Regions from separate parts of the Homo sapiens genome. Here region 1 is linked to region 2. A link is a loop called in an ENCODE intact Hi-C map of the cell type or tissue named here. Cell type or tissue: Caco-2. All regions are shown on one strand. Links, peaks and the distances in the headings refer to the core of each region. The heading gives the core; the rest is flanking DNA. Region 1 has its middle 110 kb from the start of CCND2. Region 2 overlaps PARP11-AS1 (PARP11 antisense RNA 1).

The links. Hi-C counts contacts between places; a loop is a spot of excess contacts. Peaks named below come from ENCODE experiments on the same cell type or tissue, not always from the same donor. Only the 100,000 strongest peaks of a DNase experiment are listed, where the experiment ranks them.
Region 1: it touches region 2 in a loop (3-fold over the local background); 2 of 110 quality-filtered maps call a loop at or near these places.

Annotation. Positions count from the first base shown.
Region 1 is chr12:4,156,456-4,172,778 of GRCh38, reverse strand. No RefSeq gene overlaps it. Among named protein-coding and RNA genes, the nearest start is that of CCND2, 110 kb to the left of the region's middle. RefSeq lists a silencer at 7,904-8,073. In Caco-2, for the core only: no CTCF peak of the experiment used is centred there; a DNase peak (open chromatin) is centred at 7,898; H3K4me3 peaks cover 879 bases.
Region 2 is chr12:3,875,382-3,891,704 of GRCh38, reverse strand. The region is part of intron 1 of PARP11-AS1 (PARP11 antisense RNA 1); the gene reads right to left. Among named protein-coding and RNA genes, the nearest start is that of PARP11, 10 kb to the right of the region's middle. In Caco-2, for the core only: CTCF peaks have their summits at 6,007 (motif pointing left) and 8,357; a DNase peak (open chromatin) is centred at 6,030.

The DNA.
Region 1 (16,323 bases), core at 3,012-11,011, 280 kb before region 2:
ACTACAGTTTCCCTAAAGGAAAACTAATGATTATAGTAAAAAAGACACCTGCATTCATATGTTTATTGCAGCACTATTCACAATAGCAAAGTCATGGAATCAATGTAAGTGTCCAGCAACAGATTCAGAAGGTACAGAAAATGTGGATACAAAAAATGTGGTGTGTGTGTGTATATATATATATATATATATGTATTTATTTATATATGTGTGTGTATATATATGTATATACCACAGTTAGTATTCCATGGTGTGTATATATATAATATTAATATTAATATAGGTACCAATATAGTACTTAGTATTAATTAGGATTACGATACTAATTAATAGTATATTGCTAATACTAATTAGTACCAATATTAATGTTAGTATTAATATTAATTAGTATAGTAATACTAATTGGTATATAATATATAGTACATATAGTATATAGAATGTTATATATACTATATGTATATATGTACTATATACATATATATAATATGTGTATATATATGTATATATGTATATATATACTATATGTATATAGTAGAATTAATACTAATACTTTAGTATACTAAATAATTAGAATTAATATTAGTACTAAAGTGTAGCATTAACTCTATATAGTATTAATATAGTAATATATTAATAATTAATACTTGATACTCATTAACATATACTGTATTTATATATTACCATATATTAGTATACTGTAATATATGAATATACTATATTTATATGTTATAATACTATTAATACCATATAAATAGATAGTATATATTAATGTATCAATTATTAATTATTTATTTATTAATAATTAATATATCAATACTAGATATGGTATAAATACTACACACACACACACACACACACACACACACCTTGGAATACTATTCAGCCACAAAACAGAATGAAATCATGCCTTTTGCAGCAACATGGATGAAACTGGAGGATACTCTCCTAAATGAAATAACTCAGAAACAGAAAGTCAAATACTGCATATTCTCACTCACAAGTTAGCGCTAACACTGGGTACACACGGACGTACAGAGTAGCATAACAGACACTGGAGGCTGCAAAAGGTGGGAGGGTGGGAGGGGGTGACGGAGGAAAAATTACCCATTGGGTACAACGTACGCAATTTGGGTGATGGCTACACTAAAAGCCCAGACTTTCCACTATGCAATATATCCATGTAACACAAGTGCACTTGTACCACCTATATCTATTTATTAAAGTACAATTTCCCTCCTAAGAGAAATTCTGGAGAATCCAAGTTTTTCTATCTCGTTACATAGCATTAGTATTGCCGTTCGTGGACCAAAACTAAATTGAAAGGAACAATGGGCAAATAGGAGAATAGAAGTAGAAGTCTGAGACAGACATGGTGTGATTCTGAAAAGAGAAGAAGAAACTCCCGTGTGCACAGAGAAAAGACGAAAAAAAGAAGATGCATTTTCACTTTAGCAAGAGATAGAGGAGCTAAGATCTTTCCTGCAAGGCAGTGGGCTGCATGTTCAGTTATTCATTTGTCTGGAATCTTTAGATGTCACCCCTTCTGGAGGCCAAAGAATGATGTCAATCTGGAGGCCAACAGATTCTCATCAGCCGTCTGAAGAGCACGGTATTATTCTCAGTCCAAATGGGAAAGATCAGAGAGAATACCTTCTCTGGGCTCACTCAGCAGATAGCACTGCCTTCGCCTGAATTTGCTGCCTGACTCTTGTGATGTCCCCTAGACCTTGCCACCTGACTGGGTTTAAAAGGTAGAGGCCAGAGGAAAACAACTCCTTATTTTCTGTCTAACATTGGTGAGAGAGGATGAGTATCAGAACGAAGCCAAGTCCTTGAAATGAAAGCTTTGGGCATGAACAATAGAGAATTACTGATACTCAGTATATGGGAGTGGTAACGTCCTGGAGATTGAACACTTTCAGAGAAAACTGTTGGCGACTGGAATTGAGAGGCAGAGATAAGGGCCAAGTACTCAGCACTGAAGATGGTATAGAGGCCGTGGGTAACAGTGTGTTCTGGCACACAGACATCCACATGTACACCTCTCCTTTCTTTTTCTTTTTTCGTTTTTGAGACAGGGTCTCACTCTGTCGCCCAGGCTGGAGTGCAGTGGCACTATCTCAGCTCACTGCAACCTCCACCTCCCTGGCTCAAGTGATTCTCCCACCTCAGCCTCCCGAGTAGCTGGGACTACAGGCGTGCGCCACAATGCCCCTGGCTAACTTTTGTATTTTTTGCAGAGATGTGGTTTTGTCATGTTGCTCAGGCTGGTCTTGAACTCCTGGACTCAAGTGATCCGCTCTCCTTGGCCTCCCAATGTATTTGGCATTGTCCTCCTGGCCCCTCATGCCCTGGTGTTTATCTTCAATCCAGGTTAGGAAGTGGTAGGGCTGGGATTCTACTCAGGCTTCCTGACTCCAATTCAAGGCTTTTTCTGCAAGGTGTAGGAAGTGCTACATACTCAGTGGTCTGTCGCTTAGAAATCCAATTGCCCTTTGAAGGAGAGAAGAGGGATTACTAGAACACACAGAAGGACCCAAACTTACCAGTTGTGAGAACTAGAGCAAGACAGTCACTTTCTCTCACAAAGATTATTCACTTCCCCTCAACTCTCAGGATGTTTCCACTTCCACGATGACTCTCCGCTGGTGATGTCAACTCTGACTTCAGAGGGAAAACATAGAAGCCCTCAAATGGAGCTCACAACCTACTTGCATTCCTCCTCCCTCTTCCGTCCACAGGTCTCTCCAGTCTAAGGTGATCTCTCCCCACATGTTTCAGAGTCTATCCTCTCCTGCCTTCTTAACCTTAGGGCTACTGATGCTTTTTCTCCTCTCTTATTTCTTCCACTTCCTTCTCCCTTTCTAAAGACTTCTCATAAAGAAAAAACATGTTCAAAACCTTCCCTTCATCTTGCACCATCTTCTGGTCTTTTCTTTCTCTTCCCTTCACAGCCAAACTTCCAAAGAGCTGTCCAAATGCGTCTCTTTCTTCTCAAGTTTCATTTTCTCCTCAATCCTCAGCAAGCTAGATTTCATCCTAACCACTTCCGTGAGACGGTGCCCACGAGGATCACCAAGGATCTCCGTATCACTGACTTCATGAGTACATTTCAGTCCTTAGCTTACTTGGTATCTCTGCAATATTTGACACAGCAGTCCATTTGCTCCTAGAAACAAAAGCTTTCCTGGGGTTCCATGAGACCACACTCTACTGGTTTTCCTCCTTCTTTTCTGACTTTTCTTTGATCTGCTTGCAACTTCTTCACCTCTATTCACTCCTAAAGTAAGCTCTGTGCTGGGCTGTTTTCTAGCCTCACCTTGCACTCTCTTCCTTGGTATCACAACCTCCTTCATGGCTTTATTATAAACCGCTGATGACTCCAAAATCTAGTTTTTTGGTTTTTTTTTTTGAGACACAATCTCACTCTGTTGCCCAGACTAGAGTGCAATAGTGTGATCTTGACTCACTGCAACCTCTGCCTCCTGGGCTTAAGTGGCTCTCATGCCTCAGCCTCCTGAATAGCTGGGATTACAGGCACGTGCCACCATGCCTGGCTAATTTTTTTTATTTTTAGTAGAGACGGGATTTAACCATGTTTGCCAGGCTGGTCTTGAACGCCTGACCTCAAGTGATCCGCCCGCCTCAGCCTCCCAAAGTGCTGGGATTACAGGCATGAGTCACCATGCCCGACCAAAATCTATTTTTTAACACATATTTCTTTTATTGAAATCCAATTGCCCACTAGAAATTTCCATCTGGATGTGTCTCCAGCCCCTTAACTTCAACATGGTCAAAATGGAACTCAACTTTTCCCAAAGCTGCTTTTTCTTTTTTTTTCTATCTTGTTAAATCATGCTAAAACACACTCCATTATCTAAGCCAGAAACCTGGACATCATTCTTGATTGTTCTGTTATTCCTCACATTTTTGCATTTAACCAAACACCAAGTCCTGTGATTCTATATCTGGAGTCTCTCTTGAGTGAAGCCATTTCTACCCCTCCCCCGCTGCTACCACCTGAGACCAGGCCCCTACATATCTCACCTGTGTTATCACAATCATTTTTTAAAACTGGTCTTCCTACTTACACTGCTGATCCCTTCCCATTGATTCTCCAAACTGCAACCAGAATAGTCCTCCTGAATATAAATCTGATCTTTTTTTTTAAATCCTCCAATGTCTTTTCATTGCCAGTGAATCTCCTTAACAAACCTTGGAACTTTTCTCATTCTCTGGCCTCTACCTTTGCTCACTGCTAGCTGCTTCCTACCTCATGTTTTATATCCATTCTAACCCAGTGTTCTCAAATTGGCTACCCATTGGCCCATTAAAACCCACAGGTGTGTTTTATTTGGCACATGCAGTATATTTTTAAAGTTGAGCCAACATTTAAAATCAGGGAATTTCTCATAAAAATCCAGGTTTTCAGTTTCTTTTGAAAAGTTGGAACAGGCATTAGCACCCCTCCTCCCACCCTTCTTGCATGGCCACAGTTGGTTGGAGCTGAGTACTTTAGCTCTCTAGCGCTCACAGTCCCCGGCTCCCTAGGGCCTCTGTGACGCTGAGGCTGAACATTCAGTGAACGTTGCTGTCACGGTGATTCTGTTTTCGCTGTCTGCAATACACTCATTCATTTCTCCTTGCCTGGCTAGCTCCTACTTTTCCTTGGATCTCATTTTGATCATCACTTCCCAGGGAGACCTCCCTTAAGCCCTAGGGTCTTATATACATGGTCCTATAACACAAAAGCGAAGAACCTCTCCCACACTAGGGACTTAGTATTGGCCAGGTAAAGAAGGGAGGTAGGCTCTGAGGTGGTAAAGGGAGACTGTAAGTAGAGCACAGGACGAGCCATTGATTTTGGGGACCACACCCATGTCCCTGAGCAGAAGGCTGAGGCAGGCAACCCTCACAACATGACATGCTTTCCTAGGTCGTGTTGAAAGTGGCTTCCAGTGCATTGGTCTGTCATGTATTTCTTCTGGGTGCTATTCTTATGCTTCTTATGATATGGAGAACAAAGTCAATTAAGAGTTGATTTAAGTACCTAAAAGGTACTCTGTGTTGTACTAGGAATAGGACAGGTATACATAAATAATTCACAGTCTTATCTTGAGAAGAGTACATGATCCAGTGGAGAAAACATGCACAAATACAAATAATCGGAGTAAAATTGTGAAGATAATAAAGGTGTGTATACAAGGCATAACCAGAATATGATTGCAGGGAGATTATCTCTGCTGAGGAAATCAGGGAAAGCTATTAAGAGGAAATGCATGAACTAAATGTTATGGGATTGGAAAACCCACCACAAAACAAAGCTGGAAGGAAAGCCATGAGAAGTAGCATGAGTCCATCCTAATTCTACAGTGTTAAACGAACTTATGCTAACAGAGTTTCAAAATACACAAAGCAAAATGTGATAGAACTGAAAGAAGAAATAAGTCAGTTCTACAGTTACTATTGAACATTTCAGTGCTCTTCTCCTACTAATTCATGCCCTGGAGAAATCACTCAGCCTTCTGCAGACTTAGTCTGCTCATCTCTAGAGGAGGGAGAATGCTATGTTATGCTTACGTTTTACAGTCATGGGAATGAAATGGCATGGAGGAACTTAGCAGTCTTTTAAGAGCTGTACAAATGTAAGATTTATCACTTTCCTACTATTCAAAATCAATACTTTTCTCATCATTGTACAGCAAACAAATAGGTTGATAAACTCTTGAACATTTACTTTCTGCCAGCCACTAGGCTAGACGCTGAGCTCAAGAGGTATCAGAAAACGTTAGCAGCCTGGAGTGGCTCACAGTCTAATACAGATGACAGACACTGATAATTGTATGTTATATACTTACATATTGTGTGTATATATGTATATATAATTATATATTACATATAATAGGTATTATATGTTAATATATGTTTATATACTATAAATAATAATTTGGCCAGGCGCGGTGGCTCACTCCTGTAATCCCAGCACTTTGAAAGGCCAAGGTAGGCAGATCACTTGAGGTCAGGAGTTCGAGACCAACCCGGCCAACATGGTGAAACCCCATCTCTACTAAAAATAGAAAAATTAGCTGGGCGTGGTGGTGCGCACCTGTAATTCCAGCTACTTGGGAGGCTGAGGCAAGATAATCACTTGAACCTGGGAGGCGGAGGATGCAGCAAGTCAAGATCACACCACTGTACTGAAGCCTGGGCGACAGACTGAGATTCCATCTCAAAAAACAAAAAATACTTTGGATTATTAGGAAAGCTTTAACACAGAAGGAAGCAGAGGGCACCAGGTATCACAAACACCTAGCATTTCTTCCTTTGTTGACATATTCAGATGTGAACTTCCTGGGCGCCAGGCCCATCCTGCAACTTTACAAATGGTGAGTGACACTGGCCAAGTCTCTTTGCCTGTAGAACTCATGTACTTGTGAGCTGGGTGTGTTCGGAAGGGGTTTTGGTAGGGGGAGGTGATGGTAGCACTGCAGATAATAAGTAAATAAATAAGTAAACAAAATAAGTAAACAAGATCAAATAATGACATTCCTGGAAGGAAACTGACAGGGTAATATAACAGACACTGAGCAGGGCAATTTTAGATACTACAGTTGGTGAAGGCCTCTTTGATGGAGGCCTGAAAGGTGAGGAGTCAGCTAGGTGAGTGGTGATGGTGATGGGTGTGTGTGTGTGCAGGGAAGAGGGGAAGAGAGCATTTGTGATGGGGAACCACCAGTTTGGCTATATTAGTATATTTCTATTTTCTATATTTCTATTATTTTCTATTTTCTATTCGCTATTTTCTATTGGTAGTTGGGTGACTCCAACTTGAACAAAGTGGACCCAGCACAGAATGAAGCTATGTGCAAACTTTTTAGAGGAGGGATCCCAGAGGGCAGGGACATTACGCCAGTAACCCAGATAGGAGCCCACCCTCTGGCTGGAGTCTCAGGAAAAGCAGGGAAGGAGTAGACCACCCACCTTTCCTGCAAACCCTGCACAGTTTGAGAAGTGACTTGGAGAGAGATAGAGCCACTTTCCCTTGCCTTTCTGAGCCTCACCCCCTACTCCATCTTCTCCTTGTCCCATTACCCTGAGGGTATGGGGGCATGTGCCATTCTTCCAAGAGGTACTTGCATTTAAGCCAAAAACCCTGGAAGACTGGAAACCCTGAAGCTCCCAAAGGAATTTAGCTAATGTGGGAAATTCAGACACCACTTGAAGAATCATGGTCACTATGGACACTATGTTCTCATTGGGCGCCACAGCCATGCTCCCAGTCCCAGGCAGACCGGGGGCTCTGAGGATGGTGCCTCTGGTCTGTTGGCCCCCTGGTCCCATGGCAGCTCTGAGATTCAGGTTTCCGTTGCTGCCATGAGGAGGAAATGGGGAAGAAAACGCCTTCGCCTGAATTCATGCCTTTTGGTTGTATTGGGGCTGGAGTGAGTTAGGACGGGTATGGGGGATGCGGTGGGGACGGCGGGGGGCGAGTGTGCCTGCCTGAGTACAAGCCGGGCCCGTGCGAGTGTATGTGTGCAGCTCTGTGGACGAGATTCTAGTCTGGGGGACGTTTTACATAAAGTGAGCGTTTAGCCACGTTCACTTCCTCTCCCGTCTGCCCCTGTCCCAGAATTGCAGCTTCCTTTCCTTCCACGTCGAGCCCTCCTGGCTGTCCAATGCGTCTCTCCTGGATAGAGAGAGGGGCGCGGGGAGCTGGGCTCGGGGAGCGGCCTGGGTGGAAGAGCTGGGGCACCCCTGGGCTCAGATGCCGCGCAGATGAGGTCACATCCTCTCCCTCCCGGCTCCTCCGCGCATGAAAGGCGAGAGGAGACTGAAATGCATGTGGAGCGAGTAGGGCCAGGCTTTGCTTGGCCGGGGCTGGAATGAGCTCATAGTGATGTGGGAGATCCGGGCCCACCTTCCAGCTCTCCCCGGGGCGGACGGCGAGGCTGGGACCGCGTGCGTGGCCCGCGACTGTCGGTCCCCCAGGCTCCAGGGAAGGGGACTCGGGGCGGGGAGGCCAGGACGCAGGGCGCGCGGCTCCGCTGGAAGGAGGCGAGGCCCGGGTGCCGCTTTGGGAACTGGGGGGCGGGGACTGCGGGGAAGCGAGGAGACCCCGGAGCCGAGAGGCAGGAAGAGTGAAGAGAGGAGGAGCAGGAGAAGGCGGGGTTGGGGGTTAGCGAAGGGGACGGCTCACGGCTCCAGGCCCATTCCCTGCAAGAAAAAAAAAAAAAAAAAAAAAAGGCAGCTGCGATGGTTGTTACCCAGGCAGTGAAAATGATGACAAATTCGCTGGATAGGAACGTTCTCTTGAAACGAGTGAGAAAGTGGGGGAAAGAGAGAAACTAGAGGGAATGGGAGCGTTGGTGTGTCTCACGCCCTGGGGACCAACCTGAGAATGGAAGCAAGGAGGTGAGCTTGGGACTTGAACCAAGAAGTCGCCCTCCTTGAAGATGCACAGAGACAGCCCTAGGAAGCCGCTGTCCTGGGGAGCGGAGCTGCGGAGACCAGAAGGGTGGCCTTCGCATGCCCCTAAGACAATTTGGAACATAATTTTGAAAATGACCCGTCAAGCATCTAAAATGCTTTATCATAAGTTTAAATACTTACAAATGGTGTGACTTTTGCCATATTGACATTTTATTGACATTTAAAAATATACTGTTATCTCACTATGAAATATCTCAAGTGGAATCTACTGACTTGATCTCGATCACCATCCATTTAAAAAAATGCATGTAAAAGCCCTTGAGAGCTGGAGGTTTGACATAGCTGCCTTGTCTCCTTCAGCTCCACAGAATTGTATCTAATCATATTTTTTTGGATTGAAAATATTTTATTTTCCAATCGCCTGAGAACACGAGCTCGAGACCAGCCTGGGCAACATGGCGAGACCCTGTCTCTATTTTTAAAATCCAAAAATTAGCTAGGCGTGGTGGCGCATGCCTGTAGTCCTAGCTACTCGGGATGCTGAGGATCGCTTGTGCCCAGGAGGTGAAGGCTGCAGTGAACTGTGATTGTGTCACTGCACTTCAGCCTGGGTGACAGAGTGAGACCCTGTCTCAAAAAAAAAAAAAAGAAAAAATATTTTATTTTATTCATTTTGTTATGTTTCTCTGCCACAAAAATGTGTGTTTATATTGGAATAAATTTTTCTTTGACTTCACATAATATTCATACTTTTATAAATAATTACTTAATAAAAGATAAAATTTTACCACAAAAGTATTTTCAATTAGGCCATATGTCCATGGATGAATATTACTTACATGATTCAAGATCAATTTCATTCTGATTTTTCTTTTTTTTTTTTTGAGACAGAGTCTCGCTCTGTCGCCCAGGCTGGAGTGCAGTGGGTGGTCTCGGCTCACTGCAAGCTCCGCCTCCTGGGTTCACACCTTTCTCCTGCCTCAGCCTCCCGAGTAGCTGGGACTACAGGCGCCAGCCACCACGCCCAGCTAATTTTTTGTATTTTTAGTAGAGACGGGGTTTCACCGTGTTAGCCAGGATGGTCTCGATCTCCTGACCTCGTGATCCACCCGCTTTGGCCTCCCAAAGTGCTGGGATTACAGGCGTGAGCCACCGCGACTGGCCTGATTTTTCATTTTTATGGATACTTTGTTCACATTAAAAGTAGATGGCAAGAGAAGTTTTACAATGGCAATGTCATCCAATTCTTTGAACTACTTCCAAATTATTTGCTGAAAAATCACATGGTGATGTATCATCAAAACTATTTTTTTGTCAGTTGATAATACATCAACTGATAACTTGAGTCCTTTTTCAGTATGTTGAAAACAAAGAAATAAAAGTCATTTGACTTACAAATGATTTGTTACTCAGGTAATAGTGTCATTCTTTCCCATTTCTGGCAATTCAACTAAGAAGGCTTTACCCAGGCAGGGCACGGTGGCTCACGCTGTAATCCCAGCACTTTGGGAGGCTGAGGCAGGCGGATCATGAGGTCAGGAGATCGAGACCATCCCGGCCAACATGGTGAAACCCTGTCTCTACTAAAAATACAAAAATTAGCCGGGCATGGTGGTGTGTGTCTGTAATCCCAGTTACTTGGGAGGCTGAGACAGGAGAATCCCTTGAACCGGGGAGGCAGAGGTTGCAGTGAGCTGAGATCGCACCACTGCACTCCAGCCTGGGCAACAGAGCAAGACCCCATCTCAAAAAAAAAAAAAGGCTTTACCCAGGCATATTAAATGGCTTTTAATTATACCTGTCACTCTTTCACTTAAAGGCAGCTTGTTTAACCAGATGTTCTCAGAAAGGTTTAGGGAAAATAGAAATATTCATTAATTTTAATTATATCTTTGTATTAACATGCTTTTATCAATTGCTTTAAATATATATTTCATAAAATCCTTAGTGGTACAAATTTGTTTCACTCAATTTGTGAAAAATATTTAATGGATAGCCAAGCAGCCAAGTTAGACTTAACTTCTGTCAGAAAGAGCCTGCCTTCCTTTTTCAATTCAAAGAAATGTGTTCATAGGAAGGAACCTTTTTGACAACCTTGTCAAGGAGGCTTGCCATGCATTCGTCACCTGGGGGGATATGGAGGCAGCACCTTCCATATTCCCAGTGAAGCTCTCTGGGCTGTGGTCTCATGGGACTGTCTCCCAGAAGCTACACAACCTTTCACAAGAGTGAGATGGAAGAGGTCATTGCATAAACATTGTCATCCTTCCACCTTTGTTCTACAGCATCACTAAATTGAAAACTCCCATCATAGGCCAAATTACCCCATTTCTAAGGCCAAGCTTTGCCCTTAACAGAAATATGTATAAACCAGAAAGGGAAGCCCCAACCTCACTAACGCTGTACCCGAAAGGGGGTAAGTTTAACGGATGATGTGTTGCCCTGACAATTAGCTGAGAGAAAAAGTGGAATGGAGTAAGGAGAATGGAGTAAGGGACTTTGGAGTAAGGGGCTTTGGAATGGAGTAAGGAGAATGGAGTAAGGGATTTGGCCAAAGGTGACCTTCACCTGCTATTTGTCTCAACTGTTTTCTGGGTCTGGCTACTTTGATAATATAAGTGAGCATCAGGATGACAGAAGGAAAGCCTTCCAGACAGGAAACTATGGCCACCCTGTTCTCTGTCCTATGGGTTGACAGACCGTATGATCCTGGAATATCTCTCCACTGGGTTTCACTGCAGAGCAGGATTAGATGGCAGGCCAGGCAAGCTATTGGGAGGGGCAACATTCTGTAGGGGTTTTAAAACATGAATGTCATGTACCAAAATAAAAACTTTAAAACAAATAGGTGGCTGGGCATGGTGGCTTATGCCTGTAATCCCAGCACTTTGGGAGGCTGAGGCAGGCAGATCACCTGAGGTCAGTAGTTCGAGACCAGCTGGCCAACATGGTGAAACCCTATCTCTACTGAAAATACGAAAATTAGCTGGGCACGGTGGCACATGCCTGTAGTCCCAACTACTCAGGAGGCTGAAGCAGGAGAATCACTTGAACCCAGGAGGTGGAGGTTGCAGTGAGCCGAGATCACACCACTGCACTCCAGCCTGGGCGACAGAGCGAGACTCTGTCTCAAAAAAACAAAAAAACAAAACAAAACAAAACAAAAAAACAAAAACAAAACAAACACAATAACACCTCTTACAGACAGCAGTATACATGATTAGAATACTTTGATAAGCTACTTGATGGGTATTTGTGTAGGTAAAACACCAAGGGACGTACTCAGGTAATAACTAATAATGCCTTCATTAATTATTTAGTTCTTGTTGAATGGGGGTATGCAAGCATGGGCCAGAGCTGAATTGTTCAGGGCCATGAATAGCATCTTTACTGCATGCCCCCCAGGAAGCACCTAGCATCTCTAAACAAATGTTGAACATCTTCTGGAGAAAATGTGATCTTATCTATTCTTACCAAGCAGTAGCATTTCAGAGCAGATTCTAACATCTGCTAGGAAGGTCTGTAGCCCGAATGAGTCAATTCAGTTCTCAGTCAGTTATTAGTAAGCTTATGTGGCATGATTTAAATTGTGGCATCTAATATGTCTGCATCAGTTATCAAGGTAGAATTTTGATATGCATCTGTCTGAATCTGGTATTTAGATCTCTATTAAGAGCTAGAGCAGGAAAAGGGGGTTTTATATATTTAGTCCCCACATTAGTTTTCTAGGGTTACCATAACAAATTACTACAAAATGATTGACTTTAACAGCAGAAGTGTATTCTTTCACAGATGTGGAGGCCAGAAGTCTGAAACTGAAGTGTAAGCAGGGCCACACTCCCTCTGAGGGCTCCTTCCTTGCATCTTCCAGTTTCTCTTGGTGGCTTCTGTTGTTCTCCGGTTTGTGGCAGCATCACTCCAATCTCTGCCTCAGTCTTCCCATGGCCTTCTTCCTTGTGTCTCTTCCTCTGTGTCTGTGTGTCTCAAATCTCCTTCTCCTTTTTCTTGTGACATCAGCTGTTGGATTTTAGGGTGCATTGCAAATCTAGGAAGATCTTATCTGGAGATCCTTAACTTAATCACATCTACAAGGAACCTATTTCCAAATAAGATCAGGGTTGAGGTTCGGACATATTTTTCTGGGAGACACCATCCAGCCCATTACACTCCCTAGACTCAAACATCTCATTAATGAGCAGAGACTACTGAGAAATGCATAATGACTGTCATTTGTGAAGCACATGACATGTGTACATTGAGGCTTTGGATGTGTCCAGAATGTAGGCTGCTAGGCATTTGCAATTGGGACACTCAGGGCTTTGACCTTGGCAGTTGGTAGCAGTGCTTGCATCATGCTGTGTAACTTGTTTTGACTGCTGTGCTTTTTAAAAAAAATTATCTTTTTTTGTTTTTGTGGAGATGGGGGTCTCACTATGTTGCCCGGGCTGGTCTCAAACTCTTGGCCTCAAGCAGTCTTCCTGCCTTGGCCCCCAAAGTGCTGGGATTACAGGAGTGAAAAAAATTATCTTTTTATTGACTTACACATATCATAGGTGGATAGTTTGATAAGTTGTTTTTTGTTTGTTTGTTTTTTGTTTTTTTTGAGACAGAGTCTCACTCTATTGCCCAAGCTGGAGTGCAGTGGCATGATCTTGGCTCACCGCAACCTCCGCCTCCCCAGTTTAAACGAGTCTCCTGCCTCAGCCTCCCGAGTAGCTGGGACTACAGGCGCATGCCACCATGCCCAGCTAATTTCTGTATTTTTAGTAGAGACGGGGTTTCACCATGTTGGCCAGGATGGTCTCGATCTCGTGACCTCGTGATCCGCCTGCCTCAGCCTCCCAATGTGCTGGGATTACAGGCGTGAACGACCATGCCCAGTCTAGTTTGATGCATTTTTACAAACAGAACACTTATGTAACCAGCACCCAAATCAAGAAATAGAACGTTACCAGCATCCCAGAAGCCTTCCGTGCCAGTCACAACCTGCCAACTAATAGCCTGAGTTCTAATAGCATAGGATTTGTTTTTGCTTGCTTTTATAATTTATATAAATGTAATCATACAGTATAAACTTCTCTGTGTCTGAATTCTTTCACTCAATCTTATATTGCTGGGTATGGTGGCATGCAGCTATAGTCCCAGCTACTCAGGAGGCTGAGGCTTGAGCCCAGGAATTCTAGGCTGCAGTGAGCTATGGTTGCAACATTGCACCTCAGCCCTGGGCAACAGAGCAAGACCCTGTCTCAAATAAAAAAAGATGAATGAGAACATTTCAGTATACAGTATAAGCTTCTTAAGTATTAGGGAGCAGCACAATTTTACTGTGTTCCTTGTTTTCAAGCCAGGAGGTCAGGACTTTAAACCGAGGCTCTGCATATTTTTCAGAATAGCAGTGAGTGTTAGTGGCAGGTGTCTCTAAGTGGTATAAGATAAACTATCCCCAAGTTCTGCTCTTCTTTTGTGTTGCTATAAATTATCTTCAGGGCAGAGAGAGGGAACTATAGAAGAACTAAGTTAATTCCTGTAACTTGCCCACAGTTTCAAAAGAAACGCCCACCATGTGACTTCAAATGGTTCTGGAATTGTTACTGATATAAACTCTTAACTATTTTTCTAAATGTTGAGGACCCACATTGTGGCTTCACCCACAAAAGGATAGTAGGTTTTATTATGAAGAAAACAAGTAAAAAAGAACGACGTTTCTCATCACAGAGAGAATGGCACCTTCTCAGTTTGTGGTAGAGAGATCTATATTATCAAAAACCCAAGACTAATTGTTCTTACAGAGGGGAATAAAGATGAGGAACACATTTCAGAGAAGTCTATAACAGAAACAGTGTCTGAATTCCAGTGAGGTCCAATAGAGGAAGAGAAGCTAGATTTCAAAAAAAAAAAAAAAAAAAAAAACAGAATGAGTTTTTTTAGGAGTAGCCAGCATCCAGGAAAATTTGAGAAGTCCTCCTAGATCTGCCTAGAGCAGGGCTGCTCAGTAAGAACATTGTAAAAACTATGGGATGGCACCTGAATATTCCAAAGAATAAATCCTTTTTTTTTTTTTTTTGAGACAGAGTTTCACTGTTGTCACCCAGGCTGGAGTGCAATGGCACAATCTCCACTCACTGCTCACCTCTGCCTCCCAGGTTCAAGCGATTCTCCAGCCCCAGTAGCTGGAATTATAGGCACCTGCCACCACGCCTGGCTAATATTTGTATTTTTAGTAGAGAGGGGGTTTCACCATGTTGGTCAGGCTGGTCTCAAACTCCTGACCTCCGGTGATCTGCCGTCCACCGCCTCCCAAAGTGCTGGGATTACAGGCATGAGCCACCTCACCTGGCCAAGAGTAAATCCTTTTTTTTTTTTTTGAGATGGAGTTTCACTCTCGTTACCCAAGCTGGAGTGTAATGGTGCGATCTTGGCTCACTGCAACCTCCGCCTCCCGGGTTCAAGCTATTCTCCTGTCTCAGACTCCTGAGTAGCTGGGATTACAGGCATGCGCCACCACGCTCAGTGAATTTTTGTATTTTTAGTAGAGACGGGGTTTCTCCATGTTGGTCAGGCTGGTCTCGAACTCCCGACCTCAGGTGATCCCCACACCTCGGCCTCCCAAAGTGCTGGGATTACAGGTGTGAGCCACCACGCCCGGCCGTATAAAACCTTTTATAAGATAAATTTCAAAGAAATGAAAATCTAAAATGAAATTCTCTTGCCCTTATCAGTTAAAGTCCAAAATCCCCAAATTTAAATCCTTTCAGAGGTGAGAGATCAAAGATATGAAAATCTAAAATCAAAGTCCAAAATCTGAAGTTTTAAAATTAAGCTGAAGTTTGAATATATTCAAACTTCGGATCCTGCTCAGTCTCACAATGGGATGATAACTAAAGTGCTTACAAAAGTGTAGACAGATTTAGAATGAAAGACCAGAAAGATCAGTGTAAAATACTAGAAAAAAAAATCATTGTGTGAACTTTCTTGTGACCCAGGAAATGCCTGTGCCTAAGGGAATACCTGAGAAATTCATGGAATTTGGTCTCTAAAGGCAAGCACAGGAAAGACGAGATATATTAAAGTGTAGCCAGAGAGGACAAAAACAGAACAAGTCCAGGCCTGGGATCAGTGCTAGACAGATGGAAGACCTCCTGGTGGGAGTTTCCAGCTCAACAAGGTGAAGATGGGCAAGGCTTGGCTGAACAGCGATTGCTTTGAACAGACACAGAATTAATGATTTTATATCTCTCATTATGGGAAATCCCATCAGAAAAAAATCTAGAGGATTATGTTAAGAAAAAACAATTATTGGAAAATAAAACTGGTTTTATATGAAATAAATGGACTGACTTGAACGAAAGGTTAAACTGACACAAAACTGGGCCTTCCTGAAAGAAATAGGGGAAAGTCAAGAGAAATAAAACACTAGAACAATATTCCACAATTGCAGAAAAAGATGTCACAAGAATAAATAGTATTCAAGGGATTGGCACTTTTCAAAATCTATGACAGTGTCTTGAGAAGTAAATGCAGAGAGATTGGTCCTTACCAGGCCCCTAGGGCCACAGATTTCAGAAGCACACATACAGCTTTAGTTCAGGATTCTGCCAAAGGGATCCCCTAGTTGGAGCAAATGGGGGATGAAGGGGAAATCTTTCTCATGGAGACAGTTTTCACAGGCCTAAGCACCTCCACAGCAAAAGGCAATGGAATGATACCAAAGATGCTGCCCTGGGGCTCAAAAGGAAATGGATATAAAGAGGTTTGACTATTCTAATTGCAAAAGAAAGAAAGGCACCTCAAGCAAGAAGTCCTGGTGGCTGAAGCTGCCTTTGTTGAAATTTGCTAAAGTTAGCCTGAAGGTGGTGAAGTCTTAAATGCCACTGAGAGGAAACCATATGTGCA
Region 2 (16,323 bases), core at 2,647-10,646:
CAGAGCAGAAGAGGAGAAACTGGGTGGGGAAGCCAGAGTCCAGGCGATGGACTGGCCTGGGATTTGTAACTGGACGGAGGCTGAGGTGGGTTGAGGGTCTGGGGCTCAGGCATGGCAGGGATAAGGGTGGCTTCACAGGAAGGACTTCCCAGGGCAAGTGCTTTCCTTGACTCAAAGTGACGAGCTTTGACAGGGCTTTGGGAAAAGGGGGAGATGTGGCTTAGGTGATATGCTTTCTGGATGACTGTCGATCACGAGGGAGCTAAGGTGCAGGAGTTTACGTTCCCGGGCCTGATGATGGGGACAGCCCAGCACGTGGCCGGGCAGTTTCTTCACACACTTTTAGTTTTGCTTTCTTGTAAAGAGTTCCAGTGTTATCATTATGTTTAGCAGTTATAAACACTCCCGTTTATTACAAGCTTACTAAACACCAGCTTTACATATATTTGCGTGGGAAATTTGTACTTATCACCCCCAACCAAGCCTATGAAAGCACCGTACAAACACTGCTTTGTAAGCCTTGGACTGACTTGTCAGTTTGCAGCTTTGCTTATAATGGTACACGGTTTGGCCTTTCAACTCCTGACTTTTTCTTGGTGATTGAAGACTAGAGGTAGTGACCACAAAGGAAGCTAGAGCCTCTTCTCATGTGTGTGAGGAGGACTCTGGAATAGGAAGAAGGGTGTCTGTGAGTGCTGGACTGGGCATGCCGCCCAGGAAATAAGATCCTCACTTTGTCCTGCATTTCTCCTTTGGTATCAGCCCCTGGCCACAGTGGAGACACAAATCACTATTGTAGCACCTGTCATCCCACGGAGTGTGATCTGTTTATTTGATTGTCTCTCCCTTAAGATGGCATGTGACCTTTTTGTGAGCAAGGTCTCTCTCTCTCTCTCTCTCTCTGTCTCTCTCTCTCTCTCTCTCTCTCTATATATATATATATATATATATATATTTTTTTTTTTTTTTTTCTTGAAGCAGAATCTTGCTCTGTCCCCCAGGCTGGAGTGCAGTGGCACAATCTCAGCTCACTGCAAGCTCCGCCTCCCGGGTTCACGCCATTCTGCCTCAGCCTCCCAAGTAATTGGGACTACAGGCACCCACCACCACACCCAGCTAAATTTTTTTTTTTTGTATTTCTAGTAGAGATGGGGTTTCACCGTGTTTGCCAGGATGGTCTCGATCTCCTGACCTCGTGATCCACCCACCTCGGCCTCCCAAAGTGCTGGGATTATATGCGTAAGCCACCGTGCCTGGCCTATATATCTTTTATATAACTCCACGTCCCTAATGCCCATGTTCTCAACAGGGTTTGGTACACAGTAGATGCTCAGCAGCACATGTTGAACAATTGAATGACTTCTTGTCTCTGCTTTGTTTCTGGCATGCTTTGTGAGCTTGTGCACTGTTGATTTTTGGAAAGGCATTATTTTTCCTATGTTACAATCTTATCACAAGTCTTTTCTCACAGCTATTTTACTATTAGGACAATGGTGTGATTCTACGGTGTTAACTGACTTATTGCAACTTATAATTTACTAGGAACAAGCATTTCACAGTGTTGGGGGTCAGGGAGGCCAATCCTCCCTTTCCACGCGCTCACATATTTAAACAATCCATGTCTGCTGGGATGTATATCTGGTATGATATCGAACACACAAAAATAGTTTCTCTATTATTAAAAACTGTAACTATGCCACTTTTTAGATAAAATGTAAACCTGGCCTCCAACCCAAAGATTTAGGCTGTCTTGGCCAATATAGGGAAAGTTAGATTAGGATAGGGTTGGCATCGATGAGTTCAATTAGTAATTGTGTGTATTCTGCAACTTTTCTCAAATCCCTTATCTATGGTGACAGGGGAGGAAAGTGAGCTAGTTTAAGAACTTCATTATCAATTGTATAATAAATCCTTTTATTCAGATAAAGGATTATTATACGTTTTAAAATAACATGCTTTCTAGTATTAAGCTACCTGAGCAATGGCTCACCTTTCTGTTACTCCTAAATTGAAAGAGAAACTACCATGTATTACATAGTTACCCAAATGCTCTGATCAGAAAAATTATATATAATGGCTTCAAATTCATTCAGTATTTCTCCATGTTTATTAAGCATCCCCAGAACAGTACTCAATGTGGGAAAGGCAAGGAGAGCTGGGAGAGAGGACCCCCCAAGACATGCAGATCAATAACAATACAATTCAACATTTCCACACCCAGATGTCACAGATAATATTATTTTTTAGTATCAGATGATCTGCACTGAATGCATTAGAAATTTAGAGAAAGGAGGGCCGGGTGCAGTGGCTCACGCCTGTAATCCCAGCACTTTGGGAGGCCGAGGCGGGCAGATCATGAGGTCAGGAGATCGAGACCATCCTGGCTAACAAGGTGAAACCCCGTCTCTGCTAAAAATACAAAAAAATAGCCAGGCGTGGTGGCGTGCGCCTGTAGTCCCAGCTACTTGGGAGGCTGATGCAGGAGAATGGCAGGAACCTGGGAGGCAGAGCTTGCAGTGAGCCGAGACTGCGCCACTGCACTGCAGCCTGGGTGAAAGTGTGAGACTCTGTCTTACAATAAATAAATAAGTAAAAGCTCATGTTAGCCTAACATAAATTTAATCTCACACTCCAGCCTGGGGGACAGAGCGAGACTCTGTCACAAAGAAATTTAAAAAAAGAAAAAGAAAGAAAGAAATTTAGAGAAAGGAGTGTATCATGATGTGGAGTAGTTAGGAAACACTTCCCAAAAGAGAATTGGTAAGTAAACGGGGCTTTAAAGGAGGGGTAGAATCTGACTGAGAGACGTGGCCGGGAGATATTCTACTTTAGGGAAGTAACCTTAGCAGAAGGACTGGGAGGGACATGCACGTGCATATTCAGAAAGAGTGGCTGAGTCCATCTGCATGGAGAGCAGGTTTGAACCTGGGAGAAGTAGGAGATAAAATTGGACTAAAAAGTGGGGACCAAGAGTGTTGCACCCTGAGCGTCACACTGAGGTATCGGAATTCTAAGCCAAAATGCATTTCAAAATAAAAAAAGGGTAGGACACATTTTATTCAGGGGAAACTAAAAGCCAGGATAAATGAGAAAACTTAGTAAGAAAATGTCAGATTACTTGAGACATAGAACATAGGCCGTTAGACCTTGAAGGGACCTTCAACTTCATCTGATACAAATGCTTTCTTTCACAGATGGGGATATTTAGGCTAAAACAAAATCAAAACCTGCCCACGCTCACTCAGCTAGTAAATGGCAAAGCCAGAGCTAGAAACGAGTGTGGTGTTCTTTTCACCCCCCTTAATAAATTCAAATCTCCAGACTTAGACAAATCACGTCCCAGGTTACTCAAAGAACTCCCAGAACCATTGTCAATAATCCTTGAAAAAGCATGGAGAATAGGAGAACTGTTAACAGACAAGAGAAGGACAGAGTTGTCCCCATTTTCAAAAAGGGGGAAAGGGGCATATTATAAAAACTATAAGCCAGTCAGCTTGACAATTATCCCTGGCAGAATTCTAGAACAGAATTTTAAAAGGCTATTTACTCCACAAACATTATTATAATAATAGAAAGAAGGGGGAAATAACCCACAATTTCACCACTTTAACCCATCAACTGAACAGATTATTAAATAGACTCTTTGTAAGTCTTTAGAAAAGCAGAGATCACTCAGAGCCAACCCCAAACCTCAGAAACAAAACATGTCTTCATTTATTCCTTTTTTGATAAGGATATTAGATTGGTAGAAAGAAGAGGCATCAAAACCATACTTTCTTTCAGCATGGCCTTTGACAAGAACTTTTATAATTACCTTGCCATAAGACATGAACTGGCTGATAGCCAGTGGGTGCAACCATGGCTAGGGTAGGAATTATACCTACATGGTGCTGATTAGTTCGTAGACCAGCCTGAGGGAAACTATGGTGGCGAGTCATGCAGATTCTGTCTTTTAAATTTCCCTAACAGTAATATTTTTATCTGCCTTAGAGGACATGCTTGTCAGATATTCCTATGACATGGACAAGGAGGGATAGTTGATTTGAAGGATGATGGGCTAATACTAATAATAGTAACAATAAACACTTATTGAGAACTTACTTCGTGCCATGAATTGTGCTAAATATACTTTTTGCACGAAATCATCACATATAAATTGTACCACCCTATGAGAAAAGTAGCAATATTATCTGCATTTTAGAGATAAGAAAGCTGATGTTTTAAGAGATCAAGTCAACTGCCCAAGATGACATAGCTTATGAGGGAGGAACAAACTTTTGGATCCAGGTATGTCTGGCACCAGAGTCTGAATGAAATTACTCTAAGTAATTTTAACAGCCCACAGCTATGAACTGAAATCCTCATGGTATCACAGGGCGTAACGTCTGCATTTTAATTCTAAACGTCAACTGTTTATGTAAGGGCGGGTAGATTTTGCTACATCCACATTAGTGGCTTGGGAGTTTTAGTTGACCGGGGGCTTTAAAGGGAAAACGGTGTGACATAACTGTGCAGAAAATTAACCAAATTTCAGCTGCATTCATAGAAGCATACTACTTAAATCCAGGCAACTAACATAGGCCCACTGGCTGTGAGATCAGAACACACTTTAAGATAAATCAAAGAAAGATATCCAAGATAGAGCTAGAAAAGATGTCATATGAAAAATTACTGCAGAAACGGATGCTGTTTTTGACTGAGAAGGCCCAAATCATCACAAATTTGAGGAGCAGTCATATTACAAAAGAAGGTTATACTGCATTCCTCTAAAAGGAAGAATGGAGATATATGAGCACAAATTATAAAGAGCCATGCTTTGGCTTAATCTAAAGAAGACTATTCTAACCTTAGAACCGTCTAGAGATAGAATGGGCTGCTTCTCCTGAGTGGTCAGTTTGCTGTTACTACAAGATTCTAAACAGACTGGCCAACCACTTGTTCATGTGGAGGAGATTATTGTGGGGGTTAGGAGGAAGACAGATAATAAGTTCCTTTCCCAATAAATTCTCACTTTGGGAGGATGAGGCAGGTGGATCGCTTGAGCCCAGGAGATTGATACTAGCTTGGGTAACACAATGATACCCCATCTCTGCAAAAAATAAAAAATTAGCTGGGCATGGTGATGCACACCTATAGTCCCAGCTACTCGGGAGGCTAAGGCAGGAGGATCACTTGAACACAGACGTTGAGGCTGCAGTGAGCCATGCCACTGCACTCCAGCCTTGGTGATACAACCATACTCTGTCTCAAAAACAAAACAAAACAAAACAAAAGAACAACAACAAAAAAACAACACTAAAACTCAACTTAGGTGTTAGCTTAACAGAACTTGTTTGGTGGTTATAGTTCAAATTGTGAATTATTCCTCAATTGCTTCATCAAATAATCCTCAAATAAGTGCAAACAAGTTAAAACAATCTGCTCTATTATGAAGTAGAAGAGCTCATTTAATTTTAAATGAGGCTGGGCACGGTGCTTTACACCTGTAATCCCAGCACTATGGGAGGCCAGGAGTTTGAGACCGGCCTGGGTAACATAGTGAGACCTTGTCTCTAAGAAAAAAAAAAAAAAAAGATAATTTTATTAAGGCAACTGAATTCATATCAGAATTATTCAACTGGTAAAGACCCCATCCCATATCAGAGTAAGAATTTAAGACATCACTTTTGATGATAGTGTTCAACTAAGTCCCCTGACCACTTATCTCTGGTTTTGACCCTGCGTAGTTAAGGGATTTAGAGTTCTTTTTAAATACTTTATTCCTAAGGATACATTGTACTACTTTAATTCAGTCCTGACCATTTGGTTGATTTAGGGTAAAGCAGCTCAATTAGATTATTGCTACTCCAGAAAGCTGTTCTAAAATGTGCTCAACAAAAGCTGGTCTTGTCCAGAAACAAAATAATTCTCTGGCTTATTAGAACTTTTGTGCTCATGGATTGTTTTGCTTTGTGTTTTGTTTTGTTTCATTTGGTTTTGTTTTAATCAGAAACGTTCTTGCCTGTGTCCCAGCGCCATCTTGTGTTAGAAATGAGCATATTTTCCAATTAGGTGGAAAAAATCCATTTTGGGCGATCTGTGAGGGACCACTACTCCTTTCTGCACCCTAGAATATCTGGATTGGAAGAAACCCCAAAGGTCAAATGTCATCTAGGCAAGACTTCCCCAAGATGCCTGCCAGAGGTAGAGGTTTTTAGTCTAGTCCCCAGAATATGCGTAAATCCAGGAGGCTAGAGCTGGAAGAAATTCTCCTAGAACAAATGAAAATGAAATAGTTGGATGAGAGAGATCAGAAGCAGTTTTTCCTTTCTATTTCCTTTTAGTTTCACTTTCATAGATCTCCTGGTATGTTCAGAAAAGCAAAGACATGTGACTGGAGACCTACGGAAATGCTCTGCCGTAGCTTCGGGAGCAGGAAAGGATCTGAAATGATGACATAAGAAAACGCATAAATACCCTACAATGAAGGGTAGAAGTTAATTTTTTTCAGAGCAATGCTTTTCAATAAGTGGCTGCCAGGCAGATCTTGTTCAACCCTATGTCATAATAAGACTTGTCTTAAAATCATTCCATATTTAATGTATTGGGCTTTGAAGAGAAGGATATATTTCTCTTCCAATTTTAGGATTATTTAAGATTTGAGTTAATGTTAAGAACCTTCTATCGAATAAAAATACTCTAAGTGTGATGCGAGCATTATCCCAAATCCTGAATGTAGATGGAGGGTTTTGGATTTGTTCATAGCTAACATCCCTTTCCTGCTCTGAGAGTTTCTTACTCTGTGATTTGGGGCCACGCACAAGGTCAACAGCAAGTGCCTTTGTGTCAAGTTATCCTGGCCCAAAGGGCGCAGGGGTTGGCAGGGTAAGAGTCTCCTTGTCGTTTAGCTGCACAGTTGACTCAAAGCGAGTGATCTGCACCAGATTTCTAATCACTCATGATTCTCAGCTGCTTCTTGCCTCTTGTGTCCTTTGGATGGTTTGTAAATTCACTTCATAGTCTCCCTCAGTAGATGAAAAATTCCACAAAGACAGGGACTGTATCTTTTGCTTCCTACATCTCTGGGCATCTTGGTGCTGATGAATCTGAGCCCAGAATCTGATTTGTGTCAGTATGACACCAAATCATGGACTTTGAGAGATGGCAGCAACCTTGGAGATCACCTGGTTCAATCATCTCATTTTTTAGTTGGGAAACTGAGGCCCCAAAATGGGATGTTATGCACAATATCACATAATATAGCGGTACTGAGCTTGGATCAGTTCCTGAGTCTCCTGTTTTAGCCACTGACAGTGTATCTCAATCTCTCTGTCTCCACAACTGGCAGAGGACATACACTGTTCCCACTCCAGCTTAAAGCAGCTAACCACACACAAGAACCTACTTCAAACCCAGGAGGTGGAGGTTGCAGTGAGCCGAGATCACGCCATTGCACTCCAGCCTGGGTGACAGAGGGAGGCTCTGTCTCAAAAATTTTTAAAAAGCCCTATGTAAGTGAATATTGCCTTCTGCTTCATAATATACACATTTGCTTTAACATTAAAAATAATGTTAGAAGCTGGGAGCGGTGGCTCACGCCTCTAATCCCAGCACTTTGGGAGGCTGAGGCGGGTGGATCACGAGATCAGGAGATCGAAGCCATCCTGGCTAACACAGTGAAACCCCGTCTCTACTAAAAATACAAAAAAGTTAGCCAGGCATGGTGGCGGGTGCCTGTAGTCCCAGCTACTCGGGAGGCTGAGGCAGAAGAATGGCGTGAACCCGGGAGGTGGAGGTTGCAGTGAGCCGAGCCGAGATCGGGCCACTGCACTCCAGCCTGGGCGACAGAGCGAGACTCCATCTCAAAAAAAGAAAAAAAAAAAAAGTTAGATTTTTTTTTTCTAATAAGGAAAATTGGTACTGAAGATCTAATGGTAAAGAGTCATTTATTTTCCTTGGCATACTGCTGTAATCCCTGGAGTTAAAACAAAGTTGTAATGTTGGATGGAGTGCTTGGGGTTCTGGAATGGTGATCCTCTTTCTGAGTATGGTTCTGTGCCCCCTGAAGGTATGTGAGGGAGGACGGAAGTCAGGCAGGGAGGTCAACAGGGGAGGTAAAAGCCAAGATCTTGACATTTACAAAAATTATGTAATTGTTTTAACAGCTTTGTTGAGGTGTAATTCACGTATAACTCATCCATTTAAAGTTCAATGGCTTTACATTTCAATGGTTTTCAGCATAAAAGTGCTGTGTCTTGAGAAAACAGGACAGAGATCTTGAGAAGCTGGAGCTGGTGATGGTTGTGTTAAAACACACCCCTCCACACAGTGCCTTTTGGAGTATAAGAAATAGTGACACCTAGCTTTTAACTCAGTGTATGCCCTGTCCTGCCTCTTAGTTATCTGTAGGGCGTTATTAAACCAGAGAAGCACCACCCCTACTCCCTCACAAACTGAACTGAAGTTCTATCCATAGACATTTGCTTTATTTGCTGGGCAGAAATAATGGACTTCAGGGATAAACTAGCAGAAAATAGCGGCTCATGAATTGGTAGGGGAAAGGAACAAAGGGCCAGGAAAGGTCATGAGTGATAAAGCAGTGAGCCACGCTGCTTTTTTTTTTTTTTAAGAGAAACATAAATTTATCCTAGGGAGTACACTGGAATCCAATCGAGGTTAAGTAATCAGAACTGGAATCAGAAGTAGATGGCTTAAAACCACATTGAGAGATGGCATGAGGCAGCAACTAGGAGCGTGGGCTCTAAATCCACGCACCAAGGCTCCAGTGCTTGACCTTGGACAGGCTAACTGATCTCTTTGTGTCTCAGATCCCTTAGAGGTAAAATGAGGGTAATAAGAGTAGCTACTTCCGTGGGGTGCTTGTGCGAATTATATTTGTTAACAGAGCTTATAACAGCGTCAGGCACATACTAACTGCCTGACGTTGTTATAAGTGTCACTTATAACACTGCTTACTAAATGTAAGTATTTGTTAATTATTATACCACGCCCTGTTCAATCTGCATATCATCCTCCCACTCCTAATTTTCCAAACACACATAGACACACGTAGACACACACACACACACACACACACACACTCTCTCTCTCTCTCTCTCTCTCTCTCTCTCTCCCCTCACTCTTCCTTAGCATGTGAGGCATATTGCTGCTTGGGAAGCTTGTACCAGCTGCTCCCTCTGCATGGAATACCTTTTGTCTAGATATCTATTACTTTTACTTCCTTACCTCCTCCAAGTTTTTCCTTAAATGTTCTCTTCTCAACGAGGGGCATCCTGAGTACTCCCAACATTCCTTATCCTGATCTATGTTTTTTTCTATAGTTCTTATCACCTTAGAACACACTATACGATGTACTTATTTATTATCTATTATTGTCTATCTCCACATGTCCCTACCCCAAGGCCTGCCCACCCACTAGCATGTAAATCCCATAAAGGCAGAGGCTTTTAAAATCTATTTTGTTCCCTGATCTATTCAAGAGGCTACAGACAGTGCCTGGAACGTGGAGGGTGCTTGCTAAATATTTATTGAATGAAGAATTGAAGGCTAATTCATATTAGATAATCTGTTGTAATTTCTTGACACCCCTGGGTGTGCTCATTAGAAACAGGCTAAACCCTCACATGTCTGGAGTGACCTAAGTCCAGGCAGTATACCTTTTGGCTGCCCTTTCCACCACCCGAGGCTTTTACTTACCTCCTTCTCTCCTAATTTTAAAAATTATTTCTTATGGAAGTCTTTTCCTGTTTTCTGTTCTGAACCTCAAAGCTTCTCACGCTCTTTTTTAAGTCATTTCTGTTGTCCCTTTCTGGATCATTCCTATTAAGTCCTTTTTTTTTTTTACAACGTGATGACCAAAACCCTAATGTGGCATTCCTGGAAGGAAAGCCCCAGCCAGGAATGTCACAGCTCCAGAGTCTTTTCAGAATTCTCCATCCTCTAATTAGGATGGCCACACATCTCAGCTGCTGCTTTTGACTGCCGCTGTGAGCTGAATGCTGATGTCCATCATTGTGCGTAGATAATTTCCCGGAGCAGCGAAAACTAATAATCAGTGGTATTCTCAATAGAGCCTTTCCATTTAGTGTGGGTGAGTTATTTAGCACTTCATTTTTTTTTAGGTTGAATTTAATTCCTTGTCATGTTTCCTAATTAGGAAGATTTGTGAGATTCATTTTGATTTTTTGAAAAATTCCTTTCCAGGAATGCTTATCTCGGCTTCGGTGAATGTTTCATCTGCTTATTTCACCTCTTAATTCCTGCTGGGGTTGTTAACGTGTCAGACTTCAACAGCAGGGCTGATTCTGGGGCTGCCTCATTGTTGGCTCTTTTTCAGACGGAGGCTGGGTCTTTATATTCAAGGCGGATGGGCACAAATGCAGCTTTCTCTCCCCTTCCTCCCTCACCCTCTCCTGGCCCCCTTGGCTTTCCTTTTGCGCCTTCTTCCTTTCTGTCGAATCCAGCCTGTCTCCCATATCCTTTCCTACAGCTCCCCAAATTCTGGTTGTAAATGTGACCTTTATGGATAAAAACAGTTATGATAATAACAGTAAAATGATAGGTAATACTGTATCCTGCATCTCACCACTTACTCCGTTCTCTTTCCTCCTTCTATTGTCTTAGAAGAGATTGATTTTTTTTCTCGCAAATTCACCTTGCTGCTCTCTTCATCCATCTACCTGTTTTCTCCGTCTGATGATTTTCATTTCCCCTTGGGAATTTCCTCCTAACTCTCTCAGCATTTGAAAATCTAACAAACTTCATGGGGTTCCAGGGAGGGCTGCCATCACTCATGATTCCTGGGCCGGGTTTAGCATGGCTTAAGACATTTCCACCCAGAACACATGTAGAAAATATGAAAGATAAAGTAAAATGTTTAGTTTTCCTGAGAAAACTGGTGACCCTGGTCAGTATGCATAGTTTCTACTGCAGTGGCTCTTTGCCTGGAACTATGAAGCAGAAGGAACTATGATGATACATACCCTGCGTTAGGCTACGTATCAGGGGAAATTGCAGGCCTTGCACACAGAGAGTACAGTCATCTCTTGATATCCATGGGGAGTTGCTTCCAGAACCTTCCTCGGATACCAAAATCCTGGGATGCTCAAGTCCCTGATATACAATGATGCATATAACTAACACATATTTGCATATAACCTACACATATCTTCCTGTATACTTTAAATTACCTAACAACAGTACAGATGCTACGTAAACAGTTGTTATACTGTATTGTTCAGGGAATAATGACAAGAAAAAAAATGTCCATGGTCAGTACAGACACAACCATCTATTTTTTTCTCAATATTTCTGATCCATGGTTGGTTGAATGCATGATTGTGTAACCCATGGGTATGGAGAACCAACTATACAATGGTATTCCCCCAGCCCCAATTTCACTTCCTGCGATTTCAGTTTTCCGCTGTCAACCATCACCTGAAAATATTAAGATTCAAGAGATAAATAATTCATGTTTAAAATTGCATGCCATTCTGAGTAGCATAATGAAATCTCATGCCATTCCCTTCCCGTTTTCCCCAAGATGTGAATCCTCCCTTTAGTCACTATTTCCATGGTGTCTGCAGGCGCACCTTCTTTTATTTATTGCACTTTGCTTTATCATGTTTCACAGATGTTGCTTTTTTTTTTCTTTTCCTTTTTCTTTTTTTTTTTTTTTTAACAAACTGAAAGTTTGTGGCACCCTGCTCAAGCAAGTCTATCAGTTCCGATTTTCTAACAGCATGTGCTCTCTTTATGTTTCTGTGTCACATTTTGGTAATGCTCACAATAATCCAAATTTTTCATTATCATTCTATCTGTCATGGTAATCTGGGATCAGTGATTTTTGGTGCTACTATTAGAATTGTTTCAAGATGTTATGAACCGCACTCATATAAGATAGCAAACTTAACTGATAAATGTGTGTGTTCTGACTGCTCCATCAACCAGCCCTTTCCCTGTGTCTCTCCCTCTCCTCGGGCCTCCTTATTCCCTGAGACACAACAATATTGAAAGTAGGCCAATTAATAACCCTACAATGGCCTCTAAGTGTTTAAGCAAAGGGAAGAACACACGTCTCTCACTTTAAATCAAAACTAGAAATGATTAAGCTTAGTGAGGAAAGTGTGTCAAAAGCCAAGATAGGCCAACATCTAGGTCTGTTGTACCAAACAGCCAAGTTGTGAATGCAAAGGGAAAATTCTTAAAAGTGCTACTCCAGTAAACACACAATGATAAGAAAGTGAAAAAAACTGTATTGCTGCTATGGAGAAAGTTTCAGTGGTCTGGATAGAAGATCAAACCAGCCACAACACAGCCTAATCCAGAGCAAGGCCCTAACTCTCTTCAATTCTATGAAGGCTGAGAGAAGTGAAGAAGCTGCAGAAGAGGCTTGAAGCTATCAGAGGTTGGTTAATGAGGTTTAAGAAAGAAGAGATCTCCATGCGCCGGGCGCAGTGGCTCATGCCTGCAATGCCAGCACTTTGGGGGGCTGAGGTGAGTGGATCACGAGGTCAGGAGATCAAGACCATCCTGGCCAACACGGTGAAACCCTGTCTCTACTAAAAAAATACAAAAAAATTAGCTGGGTATGGTGGTGGGCACCTGTAGTCCCAGCTACTCGGGAGGCTGAGGCAGGAGGATGGTGTAGACCCGGGAGGCAGAGCTTGCAGTGAGCCGAGATGGTGCCACTGCACTCCAACCTGGGTGACAGAGTGAGACTCTGTCTCAAAACAGAAAAAAAAAAAAAGAAAGAAGCCATCTCCATAACATAAAAGTGCAAGGTGAAGCAACAGGGCTGGTGGAGAAGCTGCAGCATGTGATCCAAAAGATCTAGTTGAAATTATTGATGAAGGTGGCTCCACTGAACAACGGATTTTCAGTGTAAGCAAAACAGCCTTCTATTGGAAGAACATGCCATCTAGCACTTTCATAGCTAGAGAGTAAAAGTCAATGCCTGGCCTCAAAGCTTCAAAGAAAAAGCTGACTCTCTTTTTAGGAGCAAATGCAGCTGATGACTAAGTTGAAGGCAATGTTCATTTACCATTTCTGAAAACCTTAGAGCCCTTAAGAATGATGTTAAATCTACTCTGTCTGTGCTCTCGAAATGGAACAACAAAGCCTAGATGACAGCACCTCTGTTGACAGCATGGTTTATTGAATATTTTTAGCCCATTGTTGAGATCTACTCACCAGAAAAAAAGATTTATTTCAAAATATTATTGCTCATTAACAATGTGCCTGGTTACCCAAGAGCACAGATAAGGATGTACAAGGAAATTAATGTTGTTTTCATGCCTGCTAACACACCATCCATTCTGTAGCCCATAGATCAAGGAGTTATTTTGACTGTCAAGTCTTATTATTTAAGGAATACATTTTGTAAAGGTATAGCTGCCATATATAGTGATTCCTTTGATGGATTTGAACAAATAATTTGAAAACCTTTTGTATATAATTTACCATTGAAAATAATATTAAGAATATTCATGATTCATGGGAGAAGATTAAAATGCCAACATTAACAGGAGTTTGAAAGAAGTTGATTGCAGTCCTTATGGAAGACTTTGAGGGATTTAAGACTTCAGTGGAGGGCAGTCACTACAGATGTGATGGAAATAGCAAGAGAACTAGAATTAGAAATGGAGCCTGAAGATGTGACTGAATTGCTGCAATCTCATGATGAAACTTGAACCAATGAGGAGTTGCTTCTTACGGATGAGCAAAGAAAGTTTCCTGAGATAGAATCTACTTCTGCCGATCATGCTGTGAACATTGCTGAAATGTCAGCATAGGACTGAAAATATTTCACAAACTCAGTTGATATAGCAGCAACAGAGTTTGAGAGGAGAGGATTGAGTTCAATTTTGAAAGATGTTCTACTGTGGGTAAAATGCTATCAAACCAAATCACATGCTACAGAGAAATCTTTCAAGAAAGAAAGAGTCAGTTGATGGTGGCAAACTTTGCTGTTGTCTTATTTTAAGAAATTACTGTAGCCACCCCAGCCTTCAGCAACCACCATCCTGATCAGTTAGCAGCCATCAAGATCAAGGCAAGAAACTCCACCAGCAAAAAGATTATCACTTGCTGAAGGCTCAGATGATTGTTAGCATTTTTTTTTTGAGAAGGAGTCTCACTCTGTTGCCCAGGCTGGAGTGCAGTGGCGTGATCTTGGCTCACTGCAACCTTCGCCTCCCAGGTTCAAGTGATTCTTGTGCCTCAGCCTCTCAAGTAGCTAGGATTACAGGTGCCTGCCACCACGCCTGGCTAGTTTTTGTATTTTTAGTAGAGATGGAGTTTCACCATATTGGCCAGGCTGGTCTCGAACTCCTGACCTCAGGTGATCTGCCCACCTTGGCCTCCCAAAGTGCTGGGATTACAGGCGTGAGCCACCAGGTCCAGCCGATTGTTAGCATTTTTTAGCAATAAAGTATTTTTAAATTAAGGTATGAGCATTTTTTATAGACATAATGGTATTGCACACTTACTGGACTATAGTATAGTATAAACATAAGATTTATATGCATCGGGAAAGCAAAAAATTTATATGACTTGGTTTATAATAATATTTGGTTTATTCTGATAGTCTGGAAGTGGACTGGAAATATCTCTGAGCTATGCCTGCCCATTAGTTTCTTGGTAGCTGTCTTGGTTATCAGGTTGGAAAAAAAAGTGTATACTAAGTTTGGTACTTTCTGTGGTTTCATGCAGCCACTGAGGGTCTTGGAATGTATCCCCTGCAGATAAGGGGGAACTGCCATCATCTGCTAAAGACCACAAGAGTTTGGGCTACAGTGATGGAGCTCACTCTTGAGTAAGTTATGGGAGAGTTCGGTAAAGTTGTTTTCTGTGAGGATATTTTAGGAAGTCCTAGATCTATTATGTTGCCTCAGCAAGATAAGAGGTGTCTCATTGGGTATAAGCCCAAATACCTGAAAGGGCCTAGGAAGGTAATTTAAACGAGACTGACAGCCCATTCCCAGTCTAAAGGAGTCAACATGGCTTCAGTCAGTTGTTGACATATGGGAATACAGTGTGAAAGCAAAACTGGAGGCCCATATTATTAAATTTGAAATTTCCCAGTTTTAAAATAGTGGCCATTTATTTAAAAAAAGTTTAAATACTTTGTGTGTGCTAAATAATCATTAAGGACGCTTCCAATACTTGCTGTTTAACTCAGTGGTCCTAAAGCAGTAAAAATAAGCAAAAAAATCACTAAAATTCGTATAGCCGTTTTCACTTCCCTTCATGTTACTTAGGTATAGAGCAGTATATTTTAAGGAATTGTTCACTCAATATGTACTCAAACCAGTTGTGTTCTCTCCATCCCACTCTCCTACCACCAGCTCAGGCAACTCCACATCTTCAAGAAAACAAAGTATAGCTCCAGCCTCACAAAAGATTGAGGACCTGGCTCTAACCTTTCTAGTTAAACCTGCTTTGTAAAAATTCGCTTCCAACTTCAAGGAAGAGCTAGTTCCTAAATTACTTAAACTGCTACTGTTCATTCTTCAAGGCTAGCATTACTCTGATACCAAAACTTGTTACAGACAAGCACAAAAATCAGTAACAATGGACCAATTTTATTAATTATAAATACATTTTAATCCTAAATAAAAGATTAACAAATCAAACCCAGCATGGCTTTCATTTGATCAAAAAATAATAGAACATGACAAAGCAGAGTTTATTTCAGAAATGTAAGAATGTGTTGAACACTAGGAAATCAATGAGCATAATTCATTATATAAAAGAGTCAGAGTAAAAAACAAATATAGTGATAGAGGCTAAGAGACAGTTGGTAAAATTTTGCACTCTTTCCTGATTTAACAGCATGTAGTAAAACAGGATAGAAGAAAATTTCTTTAAAGATGATAGTGTATTTTCAGAACACCAACTAGCAGGCGCAGTGGCTCACGTCTGTAATCCCAGCACTTTGGGAGGCTGAGGCGGGTGGATCACCTGAGGTCAGGAGTTCGAGACCAACCTGGCCAACATGGTGAAACTCCATCTCTTCTAAAAATACAAAATTAGCCAGGCATGATGGCATGTGCCTGTAGTCCCAGCTACCCGGGAGGCTGAGGCAGGAGAATTGCTGGAACCCAGGAGGCAGAGGTGGCAGTAAGTCCAGATTGTGCCACTGTATTCCAGCCTGGGCGACACAGCGAGACTCCAGCTCAAAAAAAAAAAAAAAGAATACCAACTAGCACTAGCACCAAATGGGCACATGCTTGCCTTACTGCATTAAAGCTGGATATCCATTATCTTGTCCTGTAGTCTTAAACATTTTTCTGATGTTTTGACCAATGCAATAGGAAGAAA